Linked DNA regions of Mus musculus: all the other regions are linked to region 1. A link is a loop called in an ENCODE intact Hi-C map of the cell type or tissue named here. Cell type or tissue: left cerebral cortex. All regions are shown on one strand. Each heading gives the region's core, and the rest is flanking DNA. Links, peaks and the distances in the headings are about the cores only. Region 1 has its middle 290 kb from the start of Gm34521. Region 2 has its middle 24 kb from the start of Pou3f4. Region 3 has its middle 57 kb from the start of Cylc1.

Region 1 (11,027 bases), core at 2,198-7,197:
TTTATAAAAAGTCGCAGGGAATATCATGAAAGAAAAGGAAAAAAGAATGTAAGATCCAGAGACTGGGACTGATTGTTATAAAATGCTGTCTTCTGAATGTGACATGGCTGTTAAACTTGAAAACTAACATCACCCGTGGTTGCCTGTACAAGAAGAATACAGTTAAAATCCAGCATGGATGGGGAAAGAGCTCATGAGGCCATTATCCATTTGATGAGTTGTTAGCAATTAATGGTCGCTGGGGAAGGAAGAGCCATTTTTCTTTCAGAATGTGGTTACAAGTAGATCGCCCATGCTGCAGTGGATGATCCAATGCCATTGCACACATAGACAACACTAATTGGATGCAAAGGCTTCTAAAAATCAAAGAGAACTTGAAGCTGAGGATTAGAGCGAGTCACTTATCAGCAGAGTTTCATGGGAAATGAGAGGAGGGAATGGTGAAGATATGATTAAAATATATTATATATGCATGTGAATTTCTCAGAGAATAAATATATTAATTTTAAAAACTACTGGCCTTTTCCCTCACCTGCTGTCAGTCTATCCAAAAAAATACATTCTATTTCCTTCTCCCAGGAAGAGCTATGTGTGCCCCCCTTGTGCCCTCCTTGTTACTTAACCTCTTTGGATTTCTTAATTGAAGTATGACTGTCCTTTCCTTTACAGCTAATGTCCATTTGTGGGGAATTGCAGGCTGATCTCCAGTTGAGCTGAGGTCTGAACCCTGAGAGTGATGATATTTTACCTTCATGACACGATAGGCATTCCCTCATGCTCCCAGAACTCTGGCTTCTGCCTAAGTTACTGCCCCCCACAGCCTCCACAAGAGAAGCATGGTCAGTAGTCAAGTAGGCAATGGCCCAAGCTTCTGACCTTCATGCTAAACTCCTCTCCAGTTACCTAGCAATTGCGAAGACCATAAAAAGGGCTGTTCAGCCCCACCTTGCTCTCTTACTTGTCTCTCTTGCTTCTTGCCCCTCACTCTCATCCTCTCTCCCCTCTCTTTGTCTTCTCTCCTCTCTCCTCTATCTTTGTCTTCTTCCCTCTCCTCTCCTCTCCTCTCCTCTCCTCTCCTCTCCTCTCTCCTCCTCCCCTCTTCTCTCTCTCTCTCTCTCTCTCTCTCTCTCTCTCTCTCTCTCTCTCCCTTCTCTCTTTCTCCCTGCATTTCTATAATAAAGGTCTAAAACCATAGAGAGTCTCTGTTCATCAAGGCTGCACACACTCTTGCCTGTGTTGGGAGCCTCTCTTCCCTCATCTCTCTCTCTTATAACTCCAGGGCTTTAGCAAGGTAGCTCTGGAAATCCCAGATAGGGCTGCCCCTTGGACACCCCCTGAAGAGTGGGATAGAGGAATGCCCACCCAGGGATGAGTGGAATGTAGTTAGCAGCCCTCCCATGCCTGACTGACCAGAGAATAGGTGGAACTCTGGCAGGGTGTGGGCCTTTTCCCTTCCCCCTCTTCCCCAGGGCCCCCCTTTTTAGTTCCCAGCACCCTCTTATAAATGAATACATACCATGTTTGCCTTTATGGGTTTGGGTTCCCTCACATAGGACTAATTTTTCCAGTTCCATCTATCTGCCTGCAAATTTCCTGATGTCATTTTTAATAATCTATAGTGTGAATGTACCATGTTTTCTTTCCATTTTTCAGTTGAGGGACATCTAGGTTGTTTGCAGTTTCTGGCTATTATGCATAAAGCTACTGGGAAAATGGCTAAGTAAGTGGACTTGTGGTAGGATGGAGCTTCTTGTGGATATATGCCCAAGAGTAGCATAGATGGGCCTTGAGGATCAGGTAGGGAGTAGAGTGGAAAAGATAGAGGGAAATAGTACTAAGTGAGATTACTGGAATGGGAGAGGAAATTTGGGGATTTATATACAAACCTAAGTGCAACGGAAACTCCCTGGAACCTACAAGAATAAACTTAGCAAAATCTCCTAGTAATAGGGGGTACAAATCTGAGCTGGACATCCTCTATAACCAGGCAGGATTCCTAGTAATGGGATTGGAACATCAACCCAGCCACAAAATTTTTGACCTACAATTTTTTTTTTCTGCCTGATGGACATACTGGGAAAATGGTAGCAGAGAACTTGTGAAAGTGGCCAGCCTATGACTGGTCCAACATGTTCCCCATACTCCAAGAGGGAGTCCTCACCTGACATTGCCTAGATGGCCAGGGACATGAGACAGGACAATCCAGAGACTCTGAATAGAATTAAATAAAAAAGGCAATGGAATGACTAATGCTGCTGCTGCTATACTCAAAGATCAGAGTCTAGCCCCTTATTATCAGAGAGGCTTCACCAAGCAATTCATGGGAGCAGATGGAGATACGCAGAGCTAAACACTATGCAGAGTTAGAGGAACCAAGCAGAAGAGAGGGAAGAATTATTGTGGGAGCCAGAGGACTTGAGCATACAACAAGATCATGGCTAACAGAATCAAGTAAGCAGAGCTCATAGAGACTCACAGAAACTGAAGAGACAAACATGGACCCTGTATGGTTCTGATTTAGGTCCTCTGCATAGACATTATATTTGGTGTACATATGGGACTCCCAAAAGGGGGATTGAGGTTGTCTCTGACTCTTTTACTTATGCTTGGAACCCATTTCCTCCTTCTGGTTGCCTCAGCTATCTGTGAGTCTATCTGTAAATATGACTTTCACATCTAGCTGGACTCTAACTTGTTATTCTGTATTGAGTGGATATCCCTGGGAGGCCTACTCTTTTTTGTTGTTTGTTTGTTTGTTGTTGTTGTTGATTTTTCTTGAAAGGAAACAGAAGAGGTGATCTGGCAGGGGGGGATATTGGTAGGAGGGACAGGGAGAATAATATGGATGGAGGGAAAACTGCAGTCAAAATGTAATATATGAGAGAAGGAAAAAAGTTAAAAAATAAAAAGATAATAAAAAATTTAAAACTACTCGTTTTAGTAGTACACACCTACAATCTAAATACTGAGGAGATGAAGACAGAATGATCACTGAGATTTGCTGTCAGCAAAGCATAATTAGTGAGCCCCATGCCAGTGAAAGACTGACTCACAGGAAGTGGATGAAATTCCTGAGATTGACATGCAGAGTTTCTTTCTAGCCTGTACATTGGTATGCACATATATGCACTTCCACTTATATACATAAGAAACTGTCTGTTCACACCGGTACGTACACACAGACATCCATATAAACACACCCAAACAAGACCAACACAGTGAAAACAGAGCTGCCACATGACATAGACACATATCTACAGCACTCTCAGTCACCATACACAGAGCTATTGTACCCATATATTTGTTGTTGCAATTTTCAAAGTAGACAACTTATGAAAATAGTATGGAATCCATGAGGTCATAAATAAACTAAACAATGTGGTATATGACAGGAGAGATAAACCAGCAGGTGGGGGTGCTTGCCATCAGTTTGATGACCAGAATTTAATTCTCTGGACCTACATTATGGAAAAATCCAAGTTCAACAAGTTGTCATCAGATTGCTATAGGTGCACAGTAGATTATGTTATCTGCACACATGAATATAATAAAAACTAGAAATCTAAGTTATATTTATAATTGTACATAAACACTAGATTTTCACTCAGTCACAAGGAATATTTTTTTGCTATTTGAAGGAAAATGATTTTAACTGGGATAATCATATAGGGAATAAGGCAGACTCAGAAGGACAGTGTTAAATGATTTTTTATTTATATATATATATATACACACACACACACACAAAGGGGATTTTGGAGGACAGGAGTGGGATAAAAGAGCATAATATAGGAAGGAAATATAATCAAATGTTATGTTATACTTGCATGAAAATGTCTTTAAGAAATACTTGAAAACAAACAAACAAAAAGAAATACATCACTATGTGCAATGAATATATGCCTATGAAAATAAAGCAAAAGAGATGTATCTAGAAAGTAATAAAATGTGTTTGTGGCTCTTACTATTCTCATTTCTAGAGTGAAATTTTCAAATGGCTCAAGGATATGAATGCGACTTCTCAAAACAATTATTTTGGAAAAGATAGGACACTTTGTCCCTTCTTAGAATTGGGAACAAAACACCCATGGAAGGAGTTACAGAGACAAAGTTTGGAGCTTTTACAAATGGATGGACCATCTAGAGACTGCCATATCCAGGGATCCATCCCATAATCAGTCTCCAAACGTTTACACCATTGCATACACTAGCAAGATTTTGCTGAAAGGACCCTGATATAGCTGTCACTTGTGAGACTATGCCGGTGCCTAGCACACACAGAAGTGGATGCTCACAATTAGCTATTGGATGGATCACAGGGCCTCCAATGGAGGAACTAGAGAAAGTACCCAAGGAGCTAAAGGGATCTGCAACCCTATAGGTGGAACAAAAATAGGAACTAACCAGTACCCCGGAGCTCTTGTCTCTAGCTGCATATGTATCAAAAGATGGCCTAGTTGGCCATCACTGGAAAGAGAGGCCCACTGGTCATGCAAACTTTATATGCCCTAGTACAGGGGAACACCAGGGACAAGAAGTGGGAGTGGGTGGGTAGGGGAGTGTGGGGGAGGGTATGGGGGACTTTTGGGATAGCATTGGAAATGAGGGAAATACCTAATAAAAATATTTTAAAAAGAAAAAAATTGCTTTTACTGTGTGTGTGTGTGTGTGTGTGTGTGTGTGTGTAAATGCGTGTTCTTTTGAGTGCTTGTATTGACATCATGCAAGCATATACTTTTCTTGTAGGGTTCTTCATTGCAACAAAGCATTGCATATATTGATGCAAGAAATGTGACTGTTAATTGAAAGAATGAAAGCTGCTGTGAGAAAACTGCTTTTAACTAGGTTTCCATATTTTAATTTATCCATACTCATAAACTATTTTCCCACAAGCACATTGGAAATGACATGAACCCTTTTATATTATTCAATATCTTATGTTTGGACAACGTTGCTACACTGCAACTTACTTATGAACTCATAGAAAAGCTAGTGCACCTGGAAAAATATTGATATTCATATAGAGTCAGTAGAAATCATGGCCTGGTTTCTGTGTTTCCTAACATGTCCCTACAGATGCTACTTTTTAGAAAGTGTCACAAAATGTTTTAACATTATCATACTTGAGTGATATCAGGTAGTAGCTAGATAGCATAAAACCATAAAACTGTTTCACTTTTGGCCAGGAGAGGGCAGTAGTAGTTCTTGAGTTGGGAGCCCTATAGTAGAATGTAATTTAGAGGTTATTTCATTTTGTTTTATTTTAACTTGTAAAAATTTCTAGCACTCTAGCTACTTTTTGCCCTCTCAGAATTTACATTTGTTATACACATGAATAGCTTAGCAGGAGAACTTGGCAGGATTTAGAATCCATTAACAAACGGTTCTGTGTGTCAATTATAAGGAAGACCTTTGTCTTGACTCATTAAGAGCTCAGCCATCTACACATTTGCTAGAGGTGAAATCATGTTAGATCTCAAAGTTTCCTCGATGTGGTGACGTGTTTTGGAGGGATTGAGAAAAGCTTCTGAGAAACCTGTCTCAACTGGACTAAATGGCAAGATACGTCAGAGTGCTTTAGACAAACAAATAAATTATGAATGTCTTAAGTGTTGTTATACAGAGCCTGGATATTTAACTGGTGATTTAAGGAAAAATAGGTCTGTGGTCATCTGGAGTAACTGCTCAGAGTTCAGATAATCACTTTTCAGACTTAGCAGGACATTTCTTGGCAAAATAAGAGCTAAGCTTTTGTTTTAAATAGCATACTGTTTCTTTGTTTCCAATGATCTGTTTATTGTTGAATACCATGTTTCTAAACAGATGCCAAAATCAAATTGTGCTTTACTTGACTTCTGTTATTAACCCAGTGGAAAGACACTTCAATCTCAGTCAATGGAGACTTATGAGGGTCAACAACAGCTTATGTGAAGTAGGCAAACAGACAGATGGTAGGATTCATGGGGCAAAAAACTCTCAAATCTAAATTTCTTCTTATTACAAGAATCTCTTTAGGGAATTCTCTTCAAAATTATTTCATGAAAATGTAAATATTTGAAACAGAGAAACACATAAGCATTCCATTAAACTATATGATCTGGCAAGACCCAAAACACATTGCCTACAAGACATGTAATTTTCATGGGAGGAGAAGTAAGAATGTGATAACTTGGGACCACAAAACACTGCATCTGAGTTGCAAGGCCATGACTCAGCCCCCATAGGGAACAGGAACATATTTTATGCTGTATAACAGATCTGATAAACTGTTCAAAATGATATTATGGATATATTTTTAGAGCTCTCTCTTCTTTGCCTAAATGCAACACTCCATTTATGTGATGCCATTTTCCTTTATTTAAACTATGTTGCTTTTTTTTTTTCCACTTGGGAGTAGATTTGTATTGTGATGCTTCATTGTTGTACAGTTTTATATTTCTTATACTTCTTATATATATTTCTAATATTTATTCTTCTTATTCTAAAACCATTTAAATTTTCTGCAATTGTAGCACTTTAACATTTATCATATAAATCAATTATCATATGTGTATGAGGTTATAGATACTAAAATGATTGCTTAAAATTTCTAATACTTTATAATGTATTTCTAGCTATCATTTTAACTGCTATTCCCCTTTTCCATCTTCCACTGACTTCTTCTGAAACCTTTCTTCTCAACAGGTCCTGCTGTTATACTTTCATATTGCTTGTGCTGTCCACTGATTTTAATAAGTTTCTTGTCTGAGTGTGGGCAAGGGATTATTTGTTGGAACAGGAGAATCTTATTATTAGCTACATTACTGAAGAAAATGACACTTCACCCTCCAAACACTATTAAATGCTAACAGCCCCTTATATAATTTATCTCCAATTATAACATGACAGGAATCACATGAATATATCAATATATGCAGAAAAGGTCTTTGACAAAACTCAATATCCCTTCATAGTAGAAGCTAGAGACACTAGGAAAGGAAAGAATATATCTCAAGACTATGAATTGCATTAGTTTTGACAGCAGAACCTGTATTTAAAAAGTTGTTTGACAGTTTCTCAAATATGTCTTTTGAGGTTAATTTAATATGTGAAATAGAAAATATTTCTTATATTTATTTTTCTTATTTGCAAACCATTTAAATTTTCTGCAATTGTAGCACTTTAACATTTATCATGTAAATCCATTATCATATGTGTATGAGGTTATAGATACTAAAATGACTGCTTAAAATTTCTGTTTAAAAGTATTCCAAATCTTTAGTTAAAAAAATTAGTTTCTCAAATTTATTAACAAAGACTATTAATTTACAAGTTTTCAGACTTACATACCTATAAATTTCATGGAAATAAAGGAATTATAACTATAATTAATTTCTGAAAAAAGATTCAATTTTAACTAATAATTTTAATTTTTTAACAAGGCTTTTAGATATTACTAAAGTGTAAACAAATATTTTATAGCCATATTCCACAGTGAATGGTTCTATTAATCAGAATACAAATCCTTTGTTGTATCATGTTTTATTGTTATTATTTTTGTCTGTATTGCCATATTTTCCTTACCTACCTTACTATGTTGTGATTAAATCATATGAAAAATGCACACCAATGTATTGGCAAGTTAGTAGGAGTATGTCACACAAAACGGATGTTCTTTCTGTAGAGGCTGCAAATGGTGTGCCAAGGATTACAAAAGATAACGTTTCTTTTGTTTTCCCCTAGAGGAAAACATACGCTCAAGAAAATGCTTACATGTGAGTCCAAAATTGCATGATAGTTGTTGTTTTTAAGATAACTTAATAAGAAACCCAAGGTAAGTGTGAGATCTACAAATGCCATTCTCATGTGCTTTGATTTTTATAACATTGAAAAGTATTACTATAGCAACAAAACATTTTATGAGGACATGTATAACAAAAGAAAGACCATAAAATTGGAAATGAAGGGTCTATATATGCTTAAATTAGACCTATGTTTCTATTCATGATACCTAACAAGCAGAAACAAGGATATTTCAATTGTAAGATTTTGCTTTCAAATTAGCATCCTCTCTGGTCTTTGGCATTTTTCAGTCATTGAGAAATATCATGCACATTTTGGTGCCAGAGAAGAGGGCTGTAATTAACCAACTCCAGTGCAGACTTTCTTGATTGATAAGCTGAGGTTGTGTGAGTTTGTGTTGACAATTTACAAATAGCTCTGTTAAGACCTGTGTGCAATAGTTTTAGATGCACAGCCATTAATCACAGCCATCAGCTGGCTTCCTAGAGTGGTTTACAGCAGCTTTTAATGTATGTTTTGCTAATTGGAAGTTACAGTGGTGCTGCGAATTCTCAGATGAATAACTACTTTGGCTCTGCCTGCCTGTGGATGAAAAGCCCTCTAAATATTCTTCTGGAAGCATGACTTAAAATTGAAAGAAAATTTCTCTTACTGACTTCTAAAGCCTTAGAAGTTAGCTATCATAAAAAACACAGCACTATTAAGAATGGTTTAAAATTTATTCATGAGTTTCTAGAATCATGTTTAAAATGGTGTCCTTAGCTCTACTTAGGGCAGTGTTTATATTTTTGCGTGTAATTCTTTAATAGAGACCATTTTTCTTGCCTCTCAGGTGGCTCATCTAGAGATATTTATGCCTATTATGCAAAAAGTTGTTTGTTGTATCACAGATACATAATCAGCAGAAGGAATGTCTCATAAAGCAAACATCATACTCTAAGAATCAAATCTTATACTGGCCATTTTCTTGGTTATAGTTTCTATTGCTGCAATAAAACATTATGACAAGAAGCAACTAGGGGAGGAAAGGATTTACTACATTTTAAAACTGATAAGTCTATCCCTGAGTGAAGCATGGACAGAAACCTGAAGGCAGGACCTGAAGTAAAAACTATGTAGGAATACTGCTTACTGGCTTGTGTCCCACTAACCCTGGTTTCCTCAGTTTGCTTTCTAATACATTCCAGGACCACTTGCCCAGGGACTCCCTATATGAAACATTAATCTTGAAAATGCCCCACAGAAGAGAGAATATCTCTTCTAATTCTTATTTTTTAAAGCTTATATTTTAAAATGACTTCTAAAAGAGTAGTCTTTCATAAGAGTTTTGTATATACTATTTATTTTAGTTCACCCTACCTCGCTCCCCCTCCCCCTTATTTCTGCCCCCATTCCCCACATATCACTTTTCTTGCAGGATTTAATTATCTTCTTCAACACTGACTTAGTGTTAAAAATTTCTTCAGTTTATGCTCTTCATGGTGAGATTTTACTTTTTTTTATTTGAAGTATTACTTTTGTAGCTGTATGTACTTCTATGTAATCTAAGTCAGTATGCATTTTATCACAACAATGAATTCTGTCATTTCATCTCCTCCTGGCTTATCAAGTATTTTCCGTTATTCTGTAGTGTTTTTCTTAATAAATGACTTGACACTTTTCTCTTAGAAATTTTAAAATCTTTTTTTTTTAAATGACTTTTGGAAACATAATTACAATAGGACATGTAGAATTTCTCTGATCATGCTGCTTTGGGGAAGGGGGAGAATGTTCTATATGCATGATTGTATTTAATCCAATATTTTAGGATTTTTCTTCTATTTGTTCACTGGATATGTTTTCTATGTTATATGTTTTAAATTATTTATTCATATTACATCCTGATAACAAACCCTCTTTTGAAGTCCCCCCTTCATATAGCCTCTCCTCCCATTAGTCTCTCCCATTCTCTTTGTGAAGGACAAGGCACCTCCCAGAAAACAAGCCACCCAAACATGGCACATCATGTCAATGAAATACTAGGTACCTCCTCTCCTTCTGAGGGCCAGAAAATGTGGCCCAGTTTGGAGAACAGGATCCACAGAAAGGCAACAGAATCAAAAACAGACCCAGCTCCAGTTTTCTGTTTGACCCACATGAAGACTAAGCTGCCCATCTGCTATGTATTTGCAGGGGGCATGGGTCCAGCCCACATAAGATCTTTAGTTGGTAGTTAAGACACTGAGAGCACTCAGGGTCCAGGTTAGTCAACTCTGTTGGTCTTTTTGTGGAGCCCCTATCATCTCTGGGTCCCTTAATCTGCCCCCTCAATTATTCCACAAGACCTGAGATAATTCTAATATTTGGGTCTCAATTTGGGCCAGTCATTGGTTGACCATTCCCTTAGTCTTTTCAGGCTCTGCTCCATCGTTGTTGATGTACTTCTTGTAGGCAGGGCAAATTTTGGGTCAAAGGTTTTGTGGGTAGGTTAGTATTCTTATCCCTTCACTGGAAGTGCTATCTGGCTACAGGAGGTGGCCACTTCAGTCTAGGTATCACCCACTTCTAGGAGCTCAGCTGTAGTCACCCTCATGGACTCTCTGGAGCCTCCTCATCCCAGGTCTCCAGAAAGCCCTAAACATGAATCTCACTGATCTCTGCTAATTTCCCTTCCAGCCCTCTTTCCCAGGATCTCCCTATACCTAGTGTCCCACCCTGTTCCCCTCCTCATCCCTTCTCTGACCCAATCCCCTCTCTTCATCAATCTGATAACTATTTTATTTCATTTTCTGAGTAAGATTCGAGCATCCTCTCTAAGGTTCTCTTTGTTATTTAGCTTCTTTAGGTCTGTGGATTGTAGAGTAGATATCCTCTACTTTACGGCTAATATCCATTTATATGTGAATACAAACAATGCATAGTTCTTTGGGTCTGGATTGCCTCAATCAGGATATTTTCTAGTTCCATCCATTTGCCTGAAAATATCATGATGTGCTTGTCTGTAACAGCTGAATAGGATTCCATTGTGTAAATGAACCCCATTTTCTTTTTCCATTTTCGGTTGAGGGACATCTATCTGGGTTGCTTCCAGTTTCTATTTATTACAAATAGAGCTGTTATATAAACAGTGCAGCAAGTGTCCTTTTTACCACAAGACTGAGCCTCCATTGGGTATAAGCCAAGAAGTGGAGTAACTGGGTCTTGAGGTAGAACTATTTTTAATTTTCTCAGGAGCTGCCAAATTGATTTCCAGAGTGGTTGTATGA
Region 2 (11,027 bases), core at 3,196-8,195, 1.1 Mb after region 1:
ATATTTCTGATCCTGACTCACAAGCCCACTGTTCTCTCATTAAAAGTAATCTTCCCATTATTTCTATTACTTAACTTTTAATATCAAATGTTTTTAAGAGGAGTAAACTTCAATGAAATTACATGTGTTTCTGATATAACTAATGACAATAGCTCATTTATTACACATCATTATCCTTTGTATTTTATATATTAATTCATCTAATCCCCAAAATAGTCCTGATGTCTATTAGCATCATTTTTATGTTGCCATAGAGGAAAGTTAGGTTATCCATACAGGTGAAAGCTGTATAAAATCTTAAGGTAATAAATGAAGGGTGAATTGTTGCTATCTGTCTCTATGTTACTAATTACTATACCTCACTAAATCCCTACACCATTTATAGCTATTCAGTTCACTTTAGTTTGTTTAGAATCTTTGGTCTTGTACAAATTTCTCTTTAACTGTTTTATTTTTCATGTGTGTAGTGTTCCATGTAGCCTAAGAGTCCACTAGGCAGAAATAAGGTGAGTCAAAAAATTTAAAGTACTGATACTTTTTACCTCTGGTGATAACCAAATATAATACTTGGCATTTCTCACAGCCTTTTTCACATTGTCAATTTTAACAGTTCTCAAGATTCTATTTAGACATATTAAATTGGAAATAATAACTATTGCAAATTTTATTTAACAAATTTGGTCTTTCTAGTATAAGTAATAATAAATTACATAAAAACTTTTTCTTTCTTTTTACAGAGGTAGTTTTGTCTTATGATCAACTCATAAAATCATGCTTTTATTCTTTCTCCTAAAATATCTATTCCCTATTAAACTTCAATAAATAGGTCACTATATAAGCTGTGCTTATTTTCCCCAGAATCCAGAAACAACTTTGTCATTTATAAAGGTACTAAGTTTGTTGAAAGGAAAAAAGAATTACTAGTAATTATCACCTGCTAAGTGTTATGTACTGTACAACATACTTTACTTATATAGAATCACCTCAAATTTTAAATAGGAACACCATTATCTTCATTCTACAAAAAGTTAAGTTTCAGAGAACTAACGAAAATTGTGTAAATCATTCATTAGCAAAATAACAACCAAAATTTGTTATATTTCACATTCTAAGGGATTTTTAAAATAACCTTATTTTGGAAGGATTGATGAATATCTAAATGATCATGTGTCTCCACCCCATTCTCTATAAGTGAAGACCTGGGTCTAGTTTTTTTTTTTTTTTTTCCTTAGCCCTGAGTTCAAAAATCTTAACTTTACAAAACAAGAAAGACAAAAGTAAAAAGAAAAGCTGTATCAACAAAGAAGATACACGGTAAAGTGAAGCACATCTTATATATATTTCTATACATGCAATATATTTGCATAAACAAATACATTGTTTATCTCTATTACAGAACTATGACTCTCCCAGTTTGTATGTGTCTTCATTCAGTGTAGTGCTGCCTACTACAGAGACTGATACATACTGAAAAGTCAAAGAACATTTGTCTACTAATTGTAACATAATATTCTGATCTTCCAATGACTTAAAACTAAATAATAAAAATGAATGCAAAGTCACTCACCATCTATAGTTTGAACAGATTTCTGCAATGTTTCTCATTCAACTTTTTCTTTAATGTGTACTATGTGCTTGATACTGGATTGGCCAAGAAGATAACGCTCTTACACTCTATTAGCAGTTTGGGGTAAGGAGAAAAACATAATGTACAGCTAAATCCCATATAATACACTATAAGTATAATATAATAAATATAATAGAATAAATCCCATATAGTATAATGCCTCTGTCAAAAAGAAACCTTTCAAAACAATAATAAATTAGTCTTTGTTCTTTCTATCTTCTTTCCTCTCTTCTGTGCCTCAGTTTATATCACCCTTCTCCCAGTGCCTCATCCATTCTCTGCTTCTCCCAGATAACTTTTTACACTTAACATGGTCAAAAAGTGTTTGTTTAATTTTTCATCTGCAATCAATGTATATAAAGTTTTATGGGAACTTTGTCTTTGCCATAAAAATGTTGAACTATATTATTAAGTTTACTTGCATTAGAAACATGGGTGTCACGTTGTTGTAAGCTCACCAATGCTCAAGTACAAACATTGTATGTCCTATTTTCCACAGTGACTTGTAAATCGAAGCAGTCCAAAAGAGACCTAAACTTTAAACTCATTTTTTCTCCCTTGGACTATTTACATTTCTAAAGAAGAACAAGTGAATTAAGGAAATGGTTAAAATACTCAATTTGAAATCTCTTGGTACTACTAGCTTTATAAATCGTCCCCATTGGATGCTGTTGGGATATGGAATTACAGGGGGAAAACTCAGAATTGTATGATAATGTAGCCCCTGATAACCCAGAAGATTTAGGAGAACTGCTAGCAATTATAGGTTTATTGTCATACTAATTGAGACGTTTGGATTAAACCAATGATGGGGCAAATAGCAAAATACTTTTGGATTTGACATTTGAAAATTAAAATTTAAAGAAGCCTATGGCTTCTCAAGTGTGGGGTTTCCTGTCCTAGATTTAATATTTTAATTATTTTCATCCCTTCTAAATGACAGACAAAATACTCTCTATTCAATGTCAAGAACTGTAAAATAAGAAATTTGTATTCTTCTTCACAATCCAAATATAGTTTTGTAAAAATTATAAACCCTGGAGCAATAAACAAAATTAGAAAATGTTCCAATAAAAGTAAATGTTATATGGAGAAGTGACTCTAGATCCATCTTTCTCTTGTGTGGTAAAATCTGGGGCTTCTGAATCCTGTTTTATTGAGTCTAGTCAAAAACCCTGTGGGTAAGTTTGGGGAATGGATGACCCAGAAACTATTCAAGAAAGGGCACAGAAAACTGTTCATTCAGAACACAATCTTGGGCTGGAGATCAGATATATGGCACTCTCAATTTGTTCCCCAACACTGAGAAAGAAAGGAAAGGTAAACCACTTGTTTATTTCATTCCGTTGTAAATCTATTTTGTAAAAAAGCCAGCCTCTAACACACTACCTCTAATTATTAGCTTTGTTTCATATTTACAAGCCGTATCTTAGCAGACTCTAGTTTTTGTTTGTTTGTTGTTTTTTTGAGGACAGAAACATTCTATTTCATCTTGATATTGGCAAAGCATATGGCAAAATGATTACTACACCATAGTTATAAATAAATACCTACATATATAAGTATGTGCATAAATAAATGTTTGTTGATATCTGATCACGATTGTTGCCTCTTTTATTAAATGATAAATACACAGTATGTATGTCACCCTAAGACTCAACATGTTAAAGAGGTCTTCCTGTTTTAGGGTGTACATTTTTGATTCTGCAATTGGCTCCTGGTGTGCATAATTAGCCACTTGCCAACATAATTGGCCACTTGCCTTTTTTAGGATATTCAGTGGCAAAGTGCAGGTGCACTGTGGGGACCCATAACTAGTTGCAGCTGAAAAATAAATGCAAAAAAAGAAACCTAATTGTGATTCCTTGACAATTTGGCTCTAATGTTCTAACCCCCACAGCTATCAATCTTGTTAATTTTTTTCCCTTGGATCCATTGTCAGGAATTTGGTGGGATTTGGAAAAGACAATTTGTTCTAAAATACAATTCTTGTACATAAGTGAAACAGTAAAGCTGGAGGGAAATATCTTAGAGCCAATTTCTGCAGAAGTGCTATTGAGAATTTGTAAAATTCAAAATAGATTTCAGAAAAGTCTGAATTTTTCTACTCCCTTTCATTTCCCATCTGAGTAAGTTGTTAGTTTGTATATTATTAGTGAAGAATATACTACATGGAGTAAACAGTCCAGCAGGGAATCTTTAAAAAGACATCTAAAGCATGTGGAAAATTTCACATGGTTGAGACTTAGCAAAAAGAAAGATGTATAAATATAGGCTATTGAGGTATTTGTCTAAATCAAAATAAAAAAAAAAACAATTTCTTTCAATGTAAAAAAAAACGAAAAAATCCTGTCAGCCTACACCAACCACTACTCTCTGGAAATTTCTGCACTTGTGCTCAATAGTCAACTACTGAAGGCCTTACTTGATGTATTAATTGACTATTGTTGCAGTGATGCTTTGTAATAAGCAAGCCATCCTTCAAGGCCAGTGAACTGAAATATAATTTATACCTCTCTTTCATAGACCTCTGAATCATTTGCTCAGCCTCTGACCAATACTTTTTCATTGATTGAATTTGAATATATCACGAATATGATTTATATGTTTTTAACATTCCCCACTTTTTTCTCAAACCAGTGGTTATTCAAGGTATCAATATTCCATGGTGGATCGAAGGAAGACAAGAAGATAACCCAAATAACACCTCCACATTCTAAGCATGATATTCACTGAACATTTCATAAGCTAAAGTAAAGGAAAAACTCAGATACACTGTAAACACAATCTGATGATATTATAATGTACCTGGCAAAAATATTTGGCTATATAGGCTTATTAACAAAAATGGAAAAAGGAGAACTGATAAACCAATGTATCATTACTCTGAATACCAATGATGATTCTGACAAATTGTAATGTTTCTGAACATCCCAGAAGATAGTATCAAAGAATTGTTTAAAGAACTAAGAAGTTTATTTGATAATAGATTAAAAGCTGTTAGAGAAGATAGAGAAGCAATTCTTCTATGAGAAGAAATTCTTGAAAAGCATCTCTTCTCTATAGGAAAGGGCATGGTTTCTGAGAGTTCCTTGCAGAAACACGTGTTAGCAGAAAGAAGAGAGGGGGCTGAGATAGTATGACCAAAGATAGGTGAGGCTTCCTTTTGGCGTGGTATTTGTCTCCAGTGTTGTTTAAGCTGCATTGGGCTGTGCTTTTAAGAGAAAAGGAGGGAATCATGATCAATATTATTTTGTATCTGAAGCTTTCTTCATAGGGTTCAACAATCTTTCAAAAAGGCAGAGAGTCAGAGTGTTCTGAGAGATTTTTCAGATATTGTAATTTCTACTGAACCAAAAACAGACAAAAAGAATTACTCAAGTAACCTTGAAGTGTCACTTTCTCTTACTTTCCCAATTGCAAAATTAGGCTGGAGAAGGCTTGCACATATCATTTATTTAGTTCTTTCTATGTTCCTAAACAGGTATTACGGCCTTTCATAGGCCTTGAAGCCAGGGCTTCCTATGATTTTCGGCTGGCAGTCAGTAACTCCTGGTGAAATACTAAATAGCAGAACAACTCTGTGAACTGCTGTTGCCATCTAATGGCTTTTCCATAAAACTGTCCATAAAATTCACATCCATGACCTTTCTCATAACATTCTTTTCTTCACTTTCTTCCTGAATAGGTAACAGCTACTGATTTATTCAGCTGTAAAATGCAGCATGATAATAGATTATCTGGATTCTTTGAAAAGTGTTTCAGTTCCAATATCTCCCAAGAGATGACCCAGTGAAAAGAAAACTGAATGATTTCCTTGTCATTAACATTTCAGCACATTTCAATAATAATAATAGCTTTATCTTATTGAATATATATTTATTCCACAAATTATGGTAGATTGATTACATGTATAATTTCATTTAAACAATGATTGTTTCTGCATTAATTTATAGTTATAGCTTTTGGGGGCACAAAATCAAACACAGAATTATAAAACCTATAGTGCTGAACTCATTACTAAAATCCAGCTTGTTAGATTATTTACTTGAAGTTCAAATGCTGCCAAAAATCCAGCAGGGTATTACTATTACCTTTTACTTTGATGAAGCAAGTTTACTACCTTGAACTATGCATTGCTTGATTTAATAAACATGGGAAATATAGACTTAACAGCTAATACTGCTAGTAATCTTATATTGAAAATTCAGTGCTGGTGTCAGTAAAAGATTTTAACATAAGCTCTGTGATCACATTAATTAAACATGCTGTATCATTTTCTTTAGATTTTTAGTCAATGGCCATGTAAAATAAAGAAACTGGACAATTATGAAATATAACATTTAAATGCAATTTTTATATATTAAATTAATTCATCTTTATAAGATCTTACAAAAGAAATGGTAGGATTATCTCAACTAGTTCTATTTTATATTTTTGAAATGGAGGCACCAAAATTTTAACTATTTTACTCGAGGACACATCAACCAACGATGAAACTGAAAGAAGTTTGTCCCACAACCAAGAAAATGGTTTCATGAATTGAATCTATGGTATCCAGTAATCTTATTTGTGGTATCTAATAATGATAGCATCTTTTATTTTGAAGGAATTTAATATATTTAGAGAGCTGTCTTATCTATTCATATTTTTTTTTGTTTTGAGATGATAATATAATTAGGTCACTTCCCCCTCTCCTTTCCTTTCTCCCTTCCCTCCCATAGTCTCTTCCTTGCTCTCTTTCAAACTCAAGGCCTCTTTTTTTTTTCAATAATTGCTACATACACACTACTAAATGCAGAAGTACACTCCATCTGTATAATGTTCATGTATGTATATGTTTCTATGCCATTTGGCATTTCTTAATTGCCTGTAGCTCTTTGTGTAGGGTTGAGGCTTCCTGAGCCTTATTAAAATTTCACATTAGAATTTTTATTCTTGTCCTTGTCCAGTTCATGCTTAGGCAATTATTTTGATGAGACATTATGAATGTGGCTTCTGACATTCCTAGGAGATACAATCTGACAGCAAACTCTATGTTCCTCTGGCTCTTATAATCTCTTCCCTGCACCATTTTCACCATTGATGCTTAGAGTCTTAGGTGTGAGAAATATTTTGTAGATGTATCAACTGGGAGTTGACCACAAAACTATGTTTTATTCCTTCCTTCCTTTCTTCCTCTTCCTTCCTTCCTTCCTTCCTTCCTTCCTTCCTTCCTTCCTTCTTTCTTTCTTTCTTTCTTTCTTTCTTTCTTTCTTTCTTTCTTTCTTTCTTTGCTTCTGGTTTTCTGTAATGGTCTTCTGTTGCAAAGAGGTGTTTCCTTGGTGAGGCTGAGGACTAAACATACCTTTGTTTATAATGACAAACATTTAGAATGTAGTTAAAGATTAAGGTTGTTTAGTAGATTGATAACTGTATATTCTCCTACAAGATTCATGAACTTATTATCTCTGTATAGTTGGCTGGAATCCCAGTATGAGATGATTTCCCTCTTGTTTAATTGATCTTAAGTCAACTCAGAGAATGGTTGTTTACTACCAAGGTATGCATGCCACTACTGCATTCTTAGAGTCAACATAGCACATTTATCATTATTTTGGTTCATAGGTGCCATAACTGGATAGGACTGTTGCCTGCTTCCCTTGTTTGTAAGCTTGCATGATGCTTTATAATACCTTGAACACTAGTGCTTGAAGAGTAGGCTTTCATTGTCAGTTCCAGCTCAGAGGCCTCTGGGCCTTGGCTCTGAGCTACAAGCTGTCTTCAGGAGTAAGGGATTACCTTCCACCTCTTGGAGGCAACCAAGGACAACAGGAGTCTATATTTGGAGACTATTTTAGACAACCCTAAATAACAAGTCAAAAGAGAGGTTCTCATGCTTCATATTCTGGATTTTCTTAGATGTTTTTTGGATCTTGGAGGGAGCATTGTCAGGACACATGAGAAAATACATTACATGCATATATATATATATATATATATATATATATATATATATATGTGTGTGTGTGTGTGTGTGTGTGTGTGTGTGTATGTGTGTATATATATATGTGTATATATATATATATATATATAATATATATATGGTATTTAGTGAGACAGTTAATAGTATGCTTCTTTCTGACTTTTAAGTTATCCTTACTGCTATTTTACCCTCCTCGCTCCTTCATCTGTATTCTTCTCCCACCTTCTTAATTAGCTCCCCACTGTGTTTTGCCCACATTACCTAACAGATCCCTTGAATCCTGTTATTTCTTTTTTTTTTATAGCTTCTCCACCCCACCTCTTACATTGGTAATGTCCCCTTTCTACTTTCCTGGTTTCTAGTTATTCTAGAATATGAATTCACATATGAAGATTTTGAGCTAAGAGCCTCATATAAGAAAGAACATACAACATTTGTCTTACTGACTCTGAGTTACCTCTCACAGTATGATATGTTCTAGTAACAACCATTTACTTGGAAGTTTCATGATTTTTTTCAGCTGACAAGTTTTACATAGTATATGCTTATCACATTTTCATTATTCATCATCATTAGTCAAATGAAGGGCATTTAAGTTGTTTCTATGTCCTAGTTATTGTGAACAGAGTTGCAATGAACATAGCTGAGCAGGTATCAGTGGTACATAGAATGTCAGGTTTTAAGGACATATGCCAAGGGGTGGTATGCCTTGTTCATAGAGAAGATTTATTTATTTTATTTATTTTTCATGAGATATTTTCTCAATTTACATTTCAAATATTATACTGAAAGTCCCCTATACCATTCCCCCACCCTGCTCCCCAAACCACCCACTCCTGCTTCCTGGCCCTGGCATTCACATGTACTGGAGCATATAACCTTCACAAGACCAAGGGCGTCCCCTCCCATTGATGGCCAACTGAGCCATCCTCTGCTACATACACAACTAGAGACAAAAGCTCTGGAGGGTATTGGTTAGTTCATATTGTTGTTCCTCCTATAGGTTTGCAGACCCTTTAGCTCCTTGGATACTTTCTCTAGCTCCTTCATTGGGGGCGCTGTGTTCCATCCAATACATGACTGTGACCATCCACTTCTGTATTTGCCAGGAATTGGCATAGCCTCACAAGAGATAGATATATCAGGGTCCTGTCAGGAAATCTTGCTGGCATATGTAGTAATGTCTGAGTTTGGTGGTTGTTAATGGGATGGATCCCCAACTGGGGGAGTCTCTGGATGGTCCTTCCTTCCAACTCAGATCTAAACTTTGTCTCTGTAACTCCTTCCATGGGTATTTTTCCCCCATTCTAAGAAAGAACGAAGTATCCACACTTTGGCCTTCCTGATTCTTGAGTTTCATGTGTTTTGCAAATTGTATTTTGGGTGTTCTAAGTTTCTGGGCTAATATCCACTTATCAGTGAGTGCCTACCATGTGTGTTCTTTTTTATTTGGTTACCTCACTCAGGATGATATCTTTCAGATACATCCATTTGCTTGAGAATTTCATAAATTCATTGTTTTAATAGCTGAGTAGTACCCCATTGTGTAAATGTACCATGTTTTCTGTATCCAATCTTTTGTTGAGGGACATCTGGGACCTTTACAGCTTCTGGATATTATAAATAAGGCTGCTATGAAAAGAGTGGAGTATATGTCCTTATTACAAGTTGGAGAATTTTCTGGGTTTATGCCCAGGAGAGGTATTGCTGGATCTTCCAGTAGTACTATGTCCAGTTTTCTGAGGAAGTGTCAGACTGATTTCCAGAGTGGTTGTACCAGCTTGCAATCTTACCAACAATGGAGGAGTGCTCCTCTTTCTCCACATCCTCGCCAGCATCTGCTGTCACATGAATTTTTGATCTCAGCCATTCTGACTGGTGTGAGGTGGAATCTCAGGGTTATTTTGATTTGCATTCCCTGAAGATTAAGGAGGTTTAACTGTACCCCACTTTTAAATAGGTTTATTTGTTTTTCTGGAGTTTAACTTCTTGAGTTTTTATATATATTGGATATTAGTCCCCTATCTGATTTAGGATTGGTAAAGGTCCTTTCCCAATATGTTGGCGGCCTTTTTGTCTTATTGGCAGTGTCTTTTGCCTTACAGAAGCTTTGCAATTTTATGAGGTCTCATTTGTTGATACTCGATCTTACAGCAAAAGCCATTGTTGATCTGTTCAGGAATTTTTTCCCTGTGTCCATATCTTTGAGGGTTTTCCCCACTTTCTCCCTATGTTTCAGTGTCTCTGGTTTTATGTGGAGTTCTTTGATCCACTTAGACTTCAGATTTGTACAAGAAGACAAGAATGGATTAATTTGCATTCTTCTAATGATAACCACCGGTTGTGGTAGCACCATTTGTTGAAAATGCTCTCTTTTTTCCACTGGATGGTTTTAGCTCCTTTGTCAAAGATCAAGTGACCACAGGTGTATGGATTCATTCCTGGGTATTCAATTCTATTCCATTGATCTGCCTGTCTGCCACTGTACCAGTACTATGCAGTGTTTATCACAGTTGCTCTGTAGTCCAGCTTGAGGTCAGGCATGGTGATTCCACCAGAGGTTCTTTTATGGTCGAGAACAATTTTTACTATCCTAGGTTTTTTGTTATTCCAGATGAATTTGCAAATTGCACTTTCTGACTCAGTGTAGAATTGAGTTGGAATTTTGATGGGGATTGAATTGAATCTGAGGATTGCTTTGGGGAAGATATCCATTTTTACTATATTAATCCTGCCAATACATGAGTATGGGCGATCTTTCCGTCATCTGAGATGTTCTTTGATTTCTTTTTTTCAGAGACTTGGAGTTCTTATCATACAGATCTTTCACTTCCTTAATTACAATCACACCAAGGTATTTTATATTATTTGTGATGATTGTGAAGGGTTTTGTTTCCCTAATTTCTTTCTCAGCCTGTTTTATCCTTTGTGTAGAGAAAGGCTACTGATTTGTTTGAGTTAATTTTATATCCAGCCACTGCACTTAAGCTGTTTATCAGGTTTAGGAGTTCTCTGATGGAATTTTTAGGGTTACTTATATATACTATCATGTCATCTGAAAATAGTGATATTTTGACTTCTTCCTTTCCAATTTGAATCCCCTTGATCTCCTTTTGTTGTCTAATTTCTCTGGCTAGGACTTCTAATGCTATATTGAATAGGTAGGGAGAAAGTGGGCAGCCTTGTCTAGTCCCTGATTTTAGTGGGATTGCTTCAAGTTTCTCTCCATTTAGTTTGATGTTGGCTACTGGTTTGCCGTACATTGCATTGATTATGTTTAAGTATGGGCCTTGAATTCCTGATCTTTCCAAGACTTTTGTGTTGAATGGGTGTTGGATTTTGTCAAATACTTTCTCAGCAGCTAAAGAGATGATCACGTGGTTTTTGTCTTTGAGTTTGTTTATATAGTAGATTATGTTGATTTCCATATATTAA
Region 3 (11,027 bases), core at 3,813-8,812, 1.3 Mb after region 1:
TATTCAGTTTCCACGTGAATGTTGGCTTTCCATTATTTATGTTGTTATTGAAGATCAGTCTTAGGCCATGGTGGTCTAATAGGATACATGGGACAATTTCAATATTTTTGTATCTGTTGAGGCCTGTTTTGTGACCAATTATATGGTCAATTTTGGAGAAGGTCCCGTGAGGTGCTTAGAAGAAGGTATATCCTTTTGTTTTAGGATAAAATGTTCTGTAGATATCTGTCAGGTCCATTTGTTTCATCACTTCTGTTAGTTTCACTGTGTCCCTGTTTAGTTTATGTTTCCATGATCTGTCCATTGAAGAAAGTGGTGTGTTGAAGTCTCCCACTATTATTGTGTGAGGTGCAATGTGTGCTTTGAGCTTTACTAAAGTGTCTTTAATGTATGTGGCTGTCCTTGCATTTGGTGCGTAGATATTCAGAATTGAGAGTTCCTCTTGGAGGATTTTACCTTTGATGAGTATGAAGTGTCCCTCCTTGTCTTTTTTGATAACTTTGGGTTGGAAGTCGATTTTATCCTATATTAAAATGGCTACTCCAGCTTGTTTCTTCAGTCCATTTGCTTGGAAAATTGTTTTCCAGCCTTTCACTCTGAGGTAGTGTCTGTCTTTTTCCCTGAGATGGGTTTCCTGTAAGCAGCAGAATGTTGGGTCCTGTTTGTGTAGCCAGTCTGTTAGTCTATGTCTTTTTATTGGGGAATTGAGTCCATTGATATTAAGAGATATTAAGGAAAAGTAATTGTTGCTTCCTTTTATTTTTGTTGTTAGAGTTGGCATTCTGTTCTTGTGGCTGTCTTCTTTTTGGTTTGTTGAGTGATTACTTTCTTGCTTGTTCTAGGGCATGATTTCCGTCCTTGTATTGCTTCTTTTCTGTTATTATCCTTTGAAGGGCTGGATTCATGGAAAGATATTGTGTGAATTTGGTTTTATAGTGGAATACTTTGGTTTCTCCATCTATGGTAATTGAGAGTTTGGCCGGTTATAGTAGCCTGGGCTGGCATTTGTGTTCTCTTAGTGTCTGTATAACATCTGTCCAGGCTCTTCTGGCTTTCATAGTCTCTGGTGAAAAGTCTGGTGTAATTCTGATAGGCCTTCCTTTATATGTTACTTGACCTTTCTCCCTTACTGCTTTTAATATTCTATCTTTATTTAGTGCATTTGTTGTTCTGATTATTATGTGTCGGGAGGAATTTCTTTTCTGGTCCAGTCTATTTGGAGTTCTGTAGGCTTCTTGTATGATCATGGGCATCTCTTTCTTTATGTTTGGGAAGTTTTCTTCTATTATTTTGTTGAAGATATTAGCTGGCCCTTTAAGTTGAAAATCTTCATTCTCATCAATTCCTATTATCCGTAGGTTTGGTCTTCTCATTGTGTCCTGGATTACCTGGATGTTTTGAGTTAGGATCCTTTTGCATTTTGTATTTTCTTTGACTGTTGTGTCGATGTTCTCTATGGAATCTTCTGCACCTGAGATTCTCTCTTCCATTTCTTGTATTCTGTTGCTGATGCTCGCATCTATGGTTCCAGATCTCTTTCCTAGGGTTTCTATCTCCAGCGTTGCCTCGCTTTGGGTTTTCTTTATTGTTTCTACTTCCCCTTTTAGTTCTAGTATGGTTTTGTTCATTTCCATCACCTGTTTGGATGTGTTTTCCTGTTTTTCTTTAAGGACTTCTACCTGTTTGGTTGTGTTTTCCTGCTTTTCTTTAAGGGCCTGTAACTCTTTGGCAGTGCTCTCCTGAAATTCTTTAAGTGACTTATGAAAGTCCTTCTTGATGTCCTCTATCATCATCATGAGAAATGTTTTTAAATCTGTGTCTTGATTTTCGGTTGTGTTGGGGTGCCCAGGACTAGGTGGGGTGGGAGTGCTGCGTTCTGATGATGGTGAGTGGTCTTGATTTCTGTTAGTAGGATTCTTACGTTTGCCTTTCGCCATCTGGTAATCTCTGAAGCTAGCTGTTATAGTTTTCACTGTTAAGAGCTTGTTCTTCAGGTGACTCTGTTAGCCTCTATAAGCAGACCTGGAGGGTAGCACTCTCCTTAGTTTCAGTGGGCAGAGTATTCTCTGCAGGCAAGCTCTCTTCTTGCAGGGAAGGTACCCAGATATCTGGTGTTCGAACCAGACTCCTGGCAGAAGTTGTGTTCCACTCACTAGAGGTCTTAGGATCCCCTGTGGGAATCCTGTGTGGGCCCTTGCAGGTGTCAGGCAACTCCGCTGGCAAGGTAGCCCGGGGCTCGAGTGGAGCGTTAGGGGCTTGTGCCCCAGATCAGGCCCGGGTAGCCTGCTTCCCTATGTACCGTAGTCTCAGGTTCCGCGCGATTGGATTGGGGCAGGCACTGTGTTCCACTCACCAGAGGTCTTAGGATCCCGTGGGGAGTCCTGTGTGGGCCCTTGCGGGTGTTGGGCAAGACTCTGCTGGCAAGGTAGTCCGGGGCTCGAGTCCCCCTAATGTTTTCATTTCTTCTAGAAGTTCACTTTAAAATCTGCACTCATGGTCCAGCTAGATAACTCAGTGAGTAATAACTCTTCCTATCAAGCCTGATGAGCTGAATTCAACCTTAGAAATCCAGAAAATGTGGTACATTTACACAATGGAGTACTACTCAGCTATTAAAAAGAATGAATTTATGAAATTCCTAGCCAAATGGATGGACCTGGAGGGCATCATCCTGAGTGAGGTAACCCAATCACAAAGGAACTCACACAATATGTACTCACTGATAAGTGGATATTAGCCCAAAACCTAGGATACCCAAGATATAAGATACAATTTGCTAAACACATGAAACTCTAGAAGAATGAAGACTGAAGTGTGGACACTATGCCCCTTCTTAGAATTGGGAACAAAACACCCATGGAAAGAGTTACAGAGACAAAGTTTGGAGCTGAGATGAAAGGATGGACCATCTAGAGACTGCCATATCCAGGTATCCAGGGATCCACCCCATAATCAGCTTCTAAACGCTGACACCATTGCATACACTAGCAAGATTTTGTTGAAAGGTCCCAGATATAGCTGTCTCTTGTGAGACAATGCCAGGGCCTAGCAAACACAGAAGTGGATGCTCACAGTCAGCTATTGGATGGATCACAGGGCTCCCAATGGAGGAGCTAGAGAAAGTAGCCAAGGAGCTAAAGGGATCTGCAACCCTATAGGGGGAACAACATTATGAACTACCCAGTACCCCAGAGCTTGTGACTCTAGCTGCATATGTATCAAAAGATGGCCTAGTCGGCCATCACTGGAAAGAGAGGCCCATTGGACTCGCAACCTGTATATATCCCAGTACAGGGGAACGCCAGGGCCAAAAAAATGGGAATGGGTGGGTAGGTAAATGGGGGGGAGGGTATGGGGGACTTTTGGGATAGCATTGGAAATGTAATTGAGGAAAATATGTAATAAAAAATATTTTTTTAAAAAAAGAAATCCACATAGCAGAAGGAAGGAAATCACCTCCTTCAATTTGTCCTCTGATGTCTACACTTTTGTCATGGCATACACACCCATTCACAGAAAAATCTAAATTTAAAAAAATAAAATGAGGTTGTGTCCAGAGAAACTGTCACAAACAAATAGTTTAATGAGACCATGAAAATCTTACTAAACACAGTACTAGGTCCCTAGAGATCAAAAGCTATAACCGAGTGAATTAGAGGGGAAACAGGCTGTTCTTGCGTAGTTATTTACCTTCTTTTCAAATGATACAGTATTGCTGGTGAACTGAAGAGAATTTTCATAACTAAATTTTCTTAGTAGATGAGGCAGTCACATGGATATGATAACTAAATAAATCAAAAGCATGGGATCATTGGGAGGAGAAGAACATGCAAGTTTCCCTGTACTTCACTTGGTGCTGTAAAACAACTCTCACTGACCAACTCTCTACACTCATGTTTCAGATGAGATGTTCTAAAAAGTGAATTCTAAACCCCAGCCCAACACCAAAATCTCTTAGACACTTTACAAATTATGAATGAAAGATAATTATTTCAATTATTTTTACTTAAAATACAATGGACCAGGAAAAATTGGTTTTGATTTTCCCTTTTCCCAAGACATTTAGATGTTGCTTGGCTAATAAAAATGACAAGCCTAAACTTATGAATGAGAATCTTCATGAAAAGGACATTTTGAATACTTATTATTCAGAGGTTAGGGGTAAGTATGCCCCCTTCTTTGTGAGCACAGGCCAATGTTTTTTAAAACGCACATTGGGAATAATCTCTAAGACACAGTTTCACAATATTTTGCATTCATTTAAAAGTGGAGTGTATTTTATTTGTCTCCTTGCCAACATTTTGAAGTCTCCCTCCCAGGCTCCTGTCCCTTTTTAAAGAGCCCCTTAGGATTGCTTTTGATGCTCCTCAAATGAAAGATTCTACACCCCAGAACACAGGAGAGTGTCAGAATTGGAATCTTTCCCAGAAGGAAGGGAATTGTTGGAGGGGAAACAATTTAAATAGAAATATATCCACCCCATCCTGAGCTGGCATTTCCTATCATCAATATTTTTTTAAAGTGCTGGCAAGGACAATATTTGCAGTACTGGGGTTGAATTGCTAAAGCAAGCATCGTAACTTTCACTAATAAATATTCAGCCCTTTCCTTTTAAACAAACAGTATTCCCAGTGTCCTACTTTGCTCCAAAAATGTGGGGACAAATATGCTGTGTCTCATGTCATAAATAGAGAACAAAAGAATCTGAATACATAACTGAGATTCTACCTTCATTTATCTCTTTGGTATTATTAAAGAGAGCAAAAATACCTGCCAGCTTTTCTTTATGTGCAAATTTTCCTAGGTTTCAGGAAATACTCAAATAAGTTGTCCAAATATATTAAAGCAAAACTGTTGATTTTATTTTCTATTGGTTAGTACTGTCTGCTATTTCTCACTGAGACTGCAAATAGTTAAAATAAACTATTTTAGGAGGTCTCCAAAGTGATAGAAAGTGTTACATTTTAATAAACCAAGAAACTTTATGACCATAGTACCACGGATAAGAAACTAAACAATAGTAATTCTAGCTTCTAATTTAGTTTTGGTTTGGTAAAACCCAGACACTAATAATTTGGGCAAGAAACTCATCCTAGCTGAGTTTTAGTCTGCCCATGTGTAAAATGCTGATACTGATGTGTATAGTGTCTGTCATATTGATTTTCTGTAAGAATTAAATCTAAAAGCACGTATGTATATACAAGTAATTACTATTATTACTTATGGAAGAAACAATCGATTTAACTTACAATGGAATACTGCTTGTGTTCAAATGCTGTGGCAAAACCAAATAAAATAAAATAGAGCAAATATCATTTTTGTCTTTGAAATCAAATAAGTTTTCTGTGAAATCAGTTGTTTTGGTGCCCTGTCGTTGACTCACTGTATAACGGACTCACTCTGAGGCCATTTTCACGCGCAAACAATAAGACTAGATCTTTCAATTTGTAAAATGGCATTTCTGAGTAGATCATGTGAGACTGAGGAATCAAGCTAAAAAGTAAAAAACTTCAGCCAAGAAACTAAAATTTTTGTCAAAGAGGTTTTGTTCATTATCTGACAAAAACGATTACTACTGTGGTAATCTGTGTGTGTGTGTGTGTGTGTGTGTGTGTGTGTGTGTGTGTGTAAGAGAGAGACACACAGAGAGACAGAGAGACACACGGAGAGAATTAAAATGGAAAAACACACATTTTACTTTCTGATCCTCAGTAGAAAGTGTCAGACTGCCCTCTACTGTCTTCAGAGTAGGATCACACTTGGATTAAAGCAAGTGAAAATGTTAGTTTCTGAAAGCCACTTCTAAACTGAGATACTAGGAAATTGCTCCTTTATTTCTCTATTTGGTTTTCAGTTTAAAGTCTGTTTCTGAACACTGTTTCCGTCATAAACAGCAATTTCCTGGTGGCATGATCATTCTCATTCCTTTCTGCTGTCTCTTCATACTATTTCTTTTGCCCTCAGTTCACTGCTCACTAACTGACCCTAACTCTTGTTAAAAGTTTATCCATTACCTACCACATATTTCAACTTTCATATTTTCTATCATGGCCTAAAATATTTTCCTAGTCAGTTATATATTTATTTTCTATAACTCCAAAGAACTTTTAAAATAATTTTTTACATTTATCCTTGTTTGGCTCACATTGTTTATATACATAAAACCTGCCTCCCCTCACTAAAATATAAGGTCCTAGATGGAACAGAAAATTAGATATGATTTTATGAAATTTGCAGTGTTTCAACTAATAATAAGCCAACAAATGTGTTGAGTTATGTTGATGATAAGATTAAAAACCTGTAAAGCCCCCAGTCATTTTCATTTAAAGAGGAGCCTAATTTTTTTCTGTTGTATAACTCAGTGTTATATATGCAAAATATACTCTCATCATTACTTTGTCCTTAAATATATAATTTCCACTTCTGTGGCAACAAAATAATCAGAAGTTTTGAGTAGATTCTTTCTATGAGTGTTTAAATTAATCAAATTGGTTTTCTTAATATTCATTACTCAGCTAACATTAAATTTATTCATTAGATATATTTATTGTTTTCCTGACCATTTTTTAATAATTTTAAATCATTTTAATAAATAACTATGGAAAACGTCATAAAATAATATGCAATCAAAATTAATCATTAGCTTGCTTATGCTAATTTATTATAACTCCATATTTATCCTACAAAATTAGAAGATAGTTTCAAATGTTTCTAAACTAAGCACTGAATCATTTTAACATAAATCAAACATATACATTTTAAAATTTTATTGTTAGGAATTTTAAGATAATTTTAACTATGAATATCATTACATAAAAAATGAGTTTAGGAGAAGTTATGCCTCGCCTTACAGAGACTTGAAGCGCCAGGGTAGGGGAATACCTAAGGGTCCTTCCACCCTTTCAGAGGAAAAGGGGAGGTAGGATGGGGAAAGGATTGTGGGAGGAGGAGACTTGGGAGGGTGGCATGGAGTGGGATGTAAAGTGAATAATAAATAAATACGTTTTTAAATGAGTTTAGAACATGGAGAAATAAAGCTGGTATTCATTTCAAAGTTTCATCCCTAAGGTCTAGCATAGTGTTTGAAAATTCTATGCAAACTGTTGGAGGAGGAAGTAATCTTCAGTCCTATTCAGATGTGAACACTGCAAATTAAAAGGCAGTCATCACTGCCTTGAAAACATATGTCGACTGGTACAATAACAGCATGAGCATTGCAGGGGTAACTAGTTACTAGTTTTAAGACTCTATCCACAAAATGAAATCTATACCTGGCCCCACTGTCAGATCAAAAACCTATGGCTAGATGTATAAGGGGCCCTAGAGGAAAACCTGTTACTGTTCTCCTGCTAAAAGGACACAGAATTTAAAAGGTTCCTGATGATATCATTTTACCTAGGTTGAGGTATCACTCAACACTCATCTGAGAAGTTTCCATTTACAGTAGATGGTGAACACCATAGAGACCCAAAACTGGCAAAGGTATAGAGAATGAGAGACTATAGGATACTCAGCCCTAAATAGAACATATATATCACATGTCTTCCTTCTAAGGCTCGGGGATTATAATGGAAGGGAGACAGAAACTATAAAAGGTTGTGGATAACTCCAAGGAAATCATGTCTTCTAGACACAACTATGTAGTGGCACATGAAGAATGCAATATGCATATGGCATCCTACAGAAAACTTGTGCAAGGATAAGTCACACCAGATTCAGGATGGATATGGAAAGTGGCCACAACACAGTGTCCCTAGCAGTAGAGTTTTGTTTTGCTTTGTTTTGTTTTGTTTTGTTTTGTTTTGCTTTGCTTTGCTTTGCTTTGGTTTTGGGGTTTTTTTGGGGGGGGAGGGGGTGGCAATTGTTAGTTGCTGAGAAGGAGTGACAGTTTTTCTCTAAGGTGGAATCACACTCAAGTTGAAGATTTCATATACAATACTATTTGAGGAGCACAAATTGGTTTTGATAGTTTAAAAGAAAGAAGGGCCGGGCAGTGGTGACGCACGCCTTTAATCTCAGCACTTGAGAGGCAGAGGCAGGCGGATTTCTGAGTTCGAGGCCAGCCTGGTCTACAAAGTGAGTCCAGGACAGCCAGGGCTACACAGAGAAGCCCTGTCTCGAAAAAAACAAAAAACAAAAAACAAAAAACAAAAAACAAAAAACAAAAAACAAAAACAAAAAAGGAAGACACAAAGATATATAGGAAGAATAAGGGGAGTGAATTTGTGCAGGGCTGACTATAAGCAAACACATTTTACAAAATTCTGAAATAATTAATTAAAACAAATTTAAAGTGCAAAATATCCAAGTCATTACCTATGATCATTGCCCCACAGATTATGTCAGAAGAGATTTGACAATTCTACCATGGCCCAAACCTTCATAGGAAACAAAACAAAGCCAACAAGACAACAACAACAACAACAAAACATTCTTTGTCACAGCATTTTACACAAGGTGTAATAAAACAAATCCAAAGTCTTTGCTTTCTGAAATTGGTCAGCTAACTAACAAATACAAAAAAATAATTGCTAAGAATCAGGTTTATAAGTTTCTCTAACCAGCACCTTGTGCTAGTGCTGACAACACACACACACACACACACACACACACACACACACACACACACACCACAAAATCCTATGAAATTTCTTCCACAAATTCACTTAGTAAGTCAGAAAATTTAAATATGTAAGGAAAGTGTAAACTCTAATCCTAACATGGTATAAGTACAACCAGACTAAAAATTCTCACACACAAGACACAAGCTATTAAATGGATAATATTTTTTAAATTTATATATTTATTCAATTTACATCCCAACCACAGGCCCCCGCCTGATCCCTCCCACATCCCCTCTCCCTTTGTGCTCTGAGAAGGTAGAGCCCACCCACATATCCCTCCAACCTCACATTCCAGTGCTAGGAGCTTCTCCCATTGATGCCAAACAATGCAGCTGAGTTAGAATGGATTCCACAGACAGGCAATAGCTTTAGGGATAGCCTCCACTTCAGTTGCTAGGGAATCCTCATGAAGACCAAGCTGCACATCTGCTACATACGTGTGGGGCCAGGGGTGGGGGGGCTATGTCCAGTCCGTGTATGTCCAGTCCGTGTATGTTCTTTCAGTCTCTGAAAGCCCCAAGGGTCCAGGTTAGGTGACTCTGTTGGTCTTCCTGTGGAGTTCCCACCCTGTTTGGGGTCCACAATCCTTCCCCCTACTCTTCTATAAAACAATTCTTTAGGTGCTTCTCTGCCATTAGAGATTCCTCTGGTGAGAATTCTCTGTTTAGCCCTGTACCCCATATTTTAACCAGGTTGTTTGGATTCCTGGTATCTAGTTTCTTGAGTTCTTTATAAATTTTGGATATTAGTTTTCTATCAGATGTAGGGTTGATGAAGATCATTTCCCTATCTTTAGGCTGCCATGATAATCTTTTCTAAAAGTAACCAAAAACCAGCTGATAACCTTTGTATATCGAACATTTTAATAAGTGAAAGGAAGCTAAATCTAAATTCTTAGCCTAATCATTTAACTAAACAGAAAACTATAATTTGTTTTACTCAATAGACTTAAGTTGTAGTGTTAGAAGATTACAATTTGCTTAAAAGGGGCTGTGACTTTAGATGATATATGTATGATGGTATATTTGATTTTGAGTGTGGCTGATTTCAATTAGAGAAATGGTCAATGACTTCATTCATGTTGTCACAAGTGGCAAGGTGTCCTTGACTTTTAAAGCTGAACAGGATAGAACCTCAAAGTACACTTAATTTGCATTTCCTACAACTAAGGACATCAGAACATTTTTAAATGTTTGTTAGCCTTTGGATTTTATCTTTTCACAACTCTGTTTAGTTCAATGCCCTAATTTTAGCCAGCTATTCTGTTTTGTTTTTGTTGTTCTTTTGTTTGGTTTTTTGTTTGTTCTTTGCATATTCAAGATACTAACCCCCTGTTAGAGGAAGGTAGTAAAATTATGTTTTTCAATTCTTAGGATATCTTGACACTGGAATGATGATGGGTTTTGCTGTACAGAAGATTTTAGTTTCATGTGGTCCCATTTGTTAATTGTTATTCTTTTTATTGGATATATTTTTTTATTTACATTTCAAATGATATCCCCTTTCCGAGTTTCCCCTCCAGAAATCCCCTATTCTATCCTCCCTCCCCTGCTTCTAAAAAGGTGTTCCCCCACCTGCCCATTCACCCACTCCAACCTCACCACTCTGGCATTCCCCTACAGTGGGGCATACATCGACCCTTCCCAGGACCAAGGGCCTCTCCTCCCACTGATGTCCAACAAGGCCATCCTCTGCTACATATGCAGCTAGAGCCATGTGTCCTTCCATGTCCAACTGCACTGCTGAGATTCTGTTCAGAAAGACCTTTCCAGTGCTAATGAATTCAAATGTATTCAGTGTTTCTCCTCTAGAAAATTCAGGGTGCCTGATCATATGTTGGAGTTTAATTTTATACCGAGTTAAGTATAAGGATTTAAATTAATTATTCTGCATGTGGATATCAAGCTATCAAAGTCCCATTTGTTAAAGATATTGTCTTCTCCTCAGTGTGTAATATTAAACTCTTTGTCAGAAGTTAGATGGCTGGAAGAGTGTGGGATTATATTTGAGTCCTGAATTCTATCCCATTGATTACTGTGTCAGAACCATGTTGGTTTTATTACTACAGTTCTTCTGTATAACTTGAAATGTGAGATAGTGACACCCCCCCAGCAATGTTCTTTTGTTTTATTGTTCAAGAATGTTTATGCTTTCCTAAATCATTTATATTTTCTTATGATACTAAATTATATTTTTTCAACTTTTATGAAAAGTTGCACTGGAATTTTGATATGGAATCTATAGCTTCTTTTAATAGGAGGGCCATTTCCATAGCATTAATTATGAGCAACCCATGTACACAGGAGGCTTTTCTACTTTTTTGGATTTATTCAAATTCAAATTATTTATTGAGTTCAATTTATGTTTTAGTGTTTTAAATTTTTCATTGTTTAAGTCTTTGAC

Evidence for each region. A loop is a pair of places that touch in the nucleus more often than their neighbours do. Peaks named below come from ENCODE experiments on the same cell type or tissue, not always from the same donor. Only the 100,000 strongest peaks of a DNase experiment are listed, where the experiment ranks them.
Region 2: a loop joins it to region 1, with 5 times the contacts of the local background. A loop is called at or near these places in 2 of 42 quality-filtered maps.
Region 3: a loop joins it to region 1, with 9 times the contacts of the local background. A loop is called at or near these places in 9 of 42 quality-filtered maps.

The regions. Positions count from the first base shown.
Region 1 is chrX:109,729,957-109,740,983 of GRCm38, forward strand. No RefSeq gene overlaps it. Among named protein-coding and RNA genes, the nearest start is that of Gm34521, 290 kb to the left of the region's middle. In left cerebral cortex, for the core only: a CTCF peak has its summit at 5,188 (motif pointing right); a DNase peak (open chromatin) is centred at 5,186.
Region 2 is chrX:110,832,437-110,843,463 of GRCm38, forward strand. No RefSeq gene overlaps it. Among named protein-coding and RNA genes, the nearest start is that of Pou3f4, 24 kb to the left of the region's middle. In left cerebral cortex, for the core only: a CTCF peak has its summit at 5,231 (motif pointing left); no DNase peak of the experiment used is centred there.
Region 3 is chrX:111,047,423-111,058,449 of GRCm38, forward strand. No RefSeq gene overlaps it. Among named protein-coding and RNA genes, the nearest start is that of Cylc1, 57 kb to the right of the region's middle. In left cerebral cortex, for the core only: a CTCF peak has its summit at 5,741 (motif pointing left); a DNase peak (open chromatin) is centred at 5,687.